2 separate regions of the Mus musculus genome follow, and region 1 is linked to region 2. The links are chromatin loops, found by intact Hi-C in ENCODE. Cell type or tissue: left cerebral cortex. All regions are shown on one strand.

What was found. Peaks named below come from ENCODE experiments on the same cell type or tissue, not always from the same donor. Only the 100,000 strongest peaks of a DNase experiment are listed, where the experiment ranks them.
Region 1: a loop joins it to region 2, with 4 times the contacts of the local background. A loop is called at or near these places in 2 of 42 quality-filtered maps.

What each region holds. Positions count from the first base shown.
Region 1 is chr11:23,883,604-23,886,103 of GRCm38, reverse strand. It overlaps Papolg (poly(A) polymerase gamma), which reads left to right. Exons shown (of 22, transcript NM_172555.2): 4 at 532-613; 5 at 831-940; 6 at 1,990-2,043. Among named protein-coding and RNA genes, the nearest start is that of Gm12061, 9.4 kb to the left of the region's middle. In left cerebral cortex, no CTCF peak of the experiment used is centred here; no DNase peak of the experiment used is centred here.
Region 2 is chr11:23,007,328-23,009,827 of GRCm38, reverse strand. Fam161a (family with sequence similarity 161, member A) reads right to left here and starts at 1,481. Exons shown (of 5, transcript NM_001363283.1): 1 at 1,202-1,481. In left cerebral cortex, a CTCF peak has its summit at 1,439; DNase peaks (open chromatin) are centred at 435, 727, 1,501 and 2,035; H3K4me3 peaks cover 1,602 bases; H3K27ac peaks cover 1,469 bases.

The DNA.
Region 1 (2,500 bases), 880 kb before region 2:
GAGGCAGAGGCAGGTGGATCTCTGAGTTCGAGGCCAGCCTGGTCTACAAAGTGAGTTCCAGGACAGCCAGGGCTGTACAGAGAAACCCTGTCTCGAAAAACCAAAAAAAAAAAAAAAAAAAGAAGAAGAAGAAGAAGAAGAAATATCTAGTAAGCACTTGGAATTGGCCCTGGAAAGAGGTAGAAGTAACTTTTTAATTATGATACAATTAAAGAAATAAAAGTGAAATCTTTCCATTTGTTCTTATAAAATGCTCCCATCAAGAATGACCTCACTCTGAAGAAGGCTAAAAAGCATGTAACAAAAACTAAAGAGAAGACGGGGATTGGCTGAGACTTTTACTGGAAAGAGCTGCAGTTCATTAATTTGATAGTTGAGTTCCTTAAAGGGGCCTTAAAGTGCTTTTACACATCTCTTCAACAGGATTGGCAAATGTACAGTGTATCAGTTGTGCAGTAAAAGACTGGAAACTTGTACATGTTCTTTATGCAAAGTAACTTAAATGATTGAATGCCTTTTGCTTTATTTTAGAATCTCCCACCTTCTGTTGTGGCTACTGTTGGTGGTAAAATTTTCACATTTGGATCTTACAGGCTTGGAGTACACACCAAAGGTAATTGCTTTTTAGTTATGTTCTAGTGATAAGAATTTTTAGGAAACTGTTTTACTTGTTTACAATTAGCGAGTACTGAACATAGTTCCCATATCTTACTACTGTTAATAAACACTGTCTTATACTCATCTTTCATACCTAGTTCTGCATTTATGTTTATGTAAACTTTAATGAAAATATAATTTATCATTCTTAAGAAATAATTTTATTTTTTTAGGAGCTGATATTGATGCACTTTGTGTTGCCCCAAGACATGTAGAGAGATCAGATTTTTTTCAGTCCTTTTTTGAAAAATTGAAACATCAAGATGGCATTAGAAACTTAAGAGTAAGTATCTTTTGACATCTCATATTTTGAACATAGAAACAGCTATAAAAGCAAGGACTTAGAATTAATGACTTATCTCCGAGTTGCTGTATCTTGCTAATATCATGCATAAGCATCAGGAACATGGACTTTATAGCTCTGTAGACACACCTGTAGCTCTGAGATCTCAGTCAAGCAGCGATCTGTCTGAGCTTGGTTTTCCATCTATAAAAGTAGAGAATTGGTGATAACATAAGCTAGTTTCAAGGATCAGACAACTTACTGTAATATTTGATAAGTGATTGATGTATATCCAATTGTGGGTGATATGTGTGAGGCTCAGTTAATAACTATGTGTATATCTAGCCCTTCATTGACAAGTAACATTTCCATTCTAGCAAACTATAAAACACTGACCTCAGTTCTAACAACATAATTTTGTATATTTATAAGTGTGTGGAGGTTATCATATGGGTGTGTGTTTATGGAGGCCACAGGACAATTTTAGGTATCATCCTCAAGACATGTCTACCTTCTGTCAGACAGAGCCTCTTATTGGCCCAGATCATCTACAAGGGTACACTTTCACTGGTCAGTAAGCCCTAGGAATGGATCCTCCTACTTCCTCCCTAATGCACTGTTGTGCCCTGCGTTAGGATCTGTGGATTGAACTCTTGTTTCATGTCTGCAGGTCAAGTTCTGAGCCAGCCCCTACCATACTTGTTTGATAAATATTTTTTTAAAAATTTTACACTACTGCTTTTGAGTCTCATGCATTCCAGGCTCAAATTCATTGTGTAGCTAACAATGACCTTGAACTGTTGATCTGTCTCCTGAGTACCAGGACTACAGGAGTGGGTGACCATACATTTTATACTTAATACTTTTTGTTAATAATCAATTTTCAGTTAAGACTTCAGATATGATATCAAGATAACAACAGTTCTGCTTTAGCATTTCTGACAGATATTCTTAACAGGATAAGTTAAATAGCAGGCACAAATCTGTATGACCTAAATAAAAGGCTAACCCGTGTGTGTTTTTTGTTTTTTTGTCTTCCTCTTTTATAGGCTGTAGAAGATGCTTTTGTACCTGTTATAAAATTTGAATTTGATGGTATTGAAGTAAGTGTTTAATATATTTTTAATTGTACAATTGAAATATTTAACCTGTTAGTTTTGTTTCAAAATCAGACTTAGCATGGGCACATTTTATTTGGTTTGGTTTGGGTTTGGGTTTGGGTTTGGGGTTTTGAAATAATCTCACTAGCTGACCTCCTGAGTGCTTGCCTGGTACTAACCACAGTTTAAAGAATTTAATAGTAGTCTTTTCACCTTCTTCTTGTTTCTCTTGACCACTCATCAATGGAAAACTTGCAAACCTCCATTTCTTTCCTCATGCTTTTTGTACACCACCTTTCTCATTCCTATAATCATCGAAAATAATTGCACTATTATAATTTTGTTTGGAGCAGTGTTGTATTTACAGTATCATCTTAAAAACAGTTTCAAATCTCAGTATTGATTATACTGACTTACTACAATTCCTTTGCCCTATAACAGGTTTTTCACTTGGGAGTTA
Region 2 (2,500 bases):
AAATAAAACAAAAAAGCCGAGGATGTAGCTGTTGGTACACCACTTGCCTAGCAAGCACAAACCCTTCGGCCCACCCCAGCACTGCTAAGGAACAGGGTGTCGAGGGAGCGAGTGCCCGTCCTGGTGCTTTATCCCAGCAGAGTGCTGGTTTAAGTCCAAGGTTCCCGGCTTTTAAAGTGAATAAAAGCTGGGCGTTTTTATTACACACCTTTAAACTCAGGAAGCAGAGGTAGGCAGAGCTCTGTGTGTTTGAGGCCAGCCTGGACTACACAGAGTGAGTTCCAGAACAGCCAGGCTATGTCTCAGAAAACAAACAAAAATTTAAAAGGATGCTAAGATGTTTTAACTGTTAAGAGCACTTGCTGCTCTTGCAGGGGACCTGGGCTTGATTCCCAGCATCCATATGGTAGCTCACAACTCTCAGTAACTCCCAAGGCACACATTCATACACATAAATCTAAAAACAAACACACAAAATGAATAGAACAGATGAAGGAGAGGGGGTGGTTACATTCAAAATATACTGTATGAAATTTTTAAAGAATAAAAGCATTGCTGGAGAGATGGCTTAGTGGTTATAAGTACTGGTTGCTTTTCCAGAGGTAGAGATTATGTGTGTGTGTGTATAATCTCCTCCTCCATATATATCCTTCTGCTAGAAACATATAACACATCCAGGACATAATACTGAAAATGTTTTGTGAAAAGATCTCACTGCACCCATATCATCCCTTTAGGGAACTGGGATTTCGGCGGTTTGTTTATCTGGATGCTTCTCTACATCTGGAGCATCTGTCCACTGAACTTCAAACACGGTTTGCTAATGGACTGCTAAAATCCACTCCTAACAAAAACTGATAAAACACACTTGTCAGTACAACTTATCATCTGAAAGTTGATCTTTTATGAAAACTATGGGCACATCAGTTGTCTTCGGGGGGGGGGGGGGCAAAAATAAATGTAAAAATCAGAACTAAAAAATTATTTATTCCCAAGATATACTGGAGAATAAATAGGAAGTAGAGTTCTGTTCTTTGCATACTCTAGAAATAGCTATAAAAAAACCACTCTCCAATAAAGTTTTGCAGCAACCTTTAGTTGGGGCAGAGAGCAGGGAGGGTCTACAGAGGACACCGCATTTCCACCCGTCCTGCCCGAGACGATCGGACAGCCCTCAGACCCCTCCGGGCTCTCACATTACCGACGCCCGCATCTGCCACACTTTCTTCTGTTCCTCCTCCTCCATGGCCGCCGCCAACCCCGCTGCTACCAAGGACTCTAAGGAGTCTTCGCTTTCGTACTGGGCGACCCTTGCTCCGGTGATGGGATTTGCAGACAGGAGAAGGCTGGCTGCCGCCAGTCTGGCCTCCTGGTGCGGCGAAGCCATCGCCCCGCCTCCAAGCCCAAGCGCCCGCGCCCGCCCAGGGCGGCGTGCAGGCGCTGCCACCTAGCTCACAGATCCTGGCTTGGGGCGAGCGGTTACTAGGGGCTCGGTTACTAGGGACGCTACAGGAGGTGGCGACGGACCATAACGCACGCAACGTCCTTTTTCACTGTCACAAATGCGAACCCCGAGTCCAGCTAGTGTCTAATGATGGTTTCTGATACAAGCCTGCGGTTTCTAGAAGCATAACTGTCTGAAGCTACACAAACGACTACCACAGCAAGCTAAAGTAAAACGCAATCTTCAAGCTAATTGCTCAATGGGAGTCTCACCAGCGCCGGAACAATTACTGATTCACTTGAATGACACCCAGGTCTCCGGCAAGGGACTGAGCTTTTCTCTGGTTTCTAGCTTTATTTCTGTCTAACTACCTAAACGAGAACTTCTCGCGGTATACGGACTTAAAGCAGAAAGCGCGTTTTAACTAGCTGGATCAACATATTAGGGCACAGAGGGACAGGAAGGACCGGGTGTTGGGTGACCATCCCAAGAAAAGAACAGGCTTTGCAGCGCGCTATTCAACATGGCGGAGAACCCAGTTCATCTCTAATTGACAAGAACCAGCGGGTTGACCAATCAGAAGGAGAATACTTATTTGTCCCACCCTCTTTTTTCTCGACTGACCAGTAAGACACTAGACATAGGAAGTGTCTGTCACTCAGACCAGTGAGTGAGATGTGGTAGCTTGTCTAGCGGTTCTGCAGCTAGCTTAGCGGCAGATTAGAGGGGGCGAGAGCCTACAAGGACCACACCCTCCCAGCTCAGCCCTGCCAACCTCCTGATCGGCCTCAGGTTTTTGGCCACTTTGGATGCTTTTTCAGTGAACTCTCAGCCACCTGCAGCATAACACTTTACTTAGAACCCCAGCTAGCGCCCCTGTCCCCACCCTAAGGTTCCAGTACTTTCCACGTTATGCGGCACACCTTCCACAGAACCTGTTTCTGACGCAGTTGTTACCACCCCTTCCTTGTTCCCCTCTGCGAAGCACCTATCACCTTACCTTCCCTGCCTCCTGTTTCAAAACGGTTGAGCTTGCCTTTTCCAACGGAACTGATG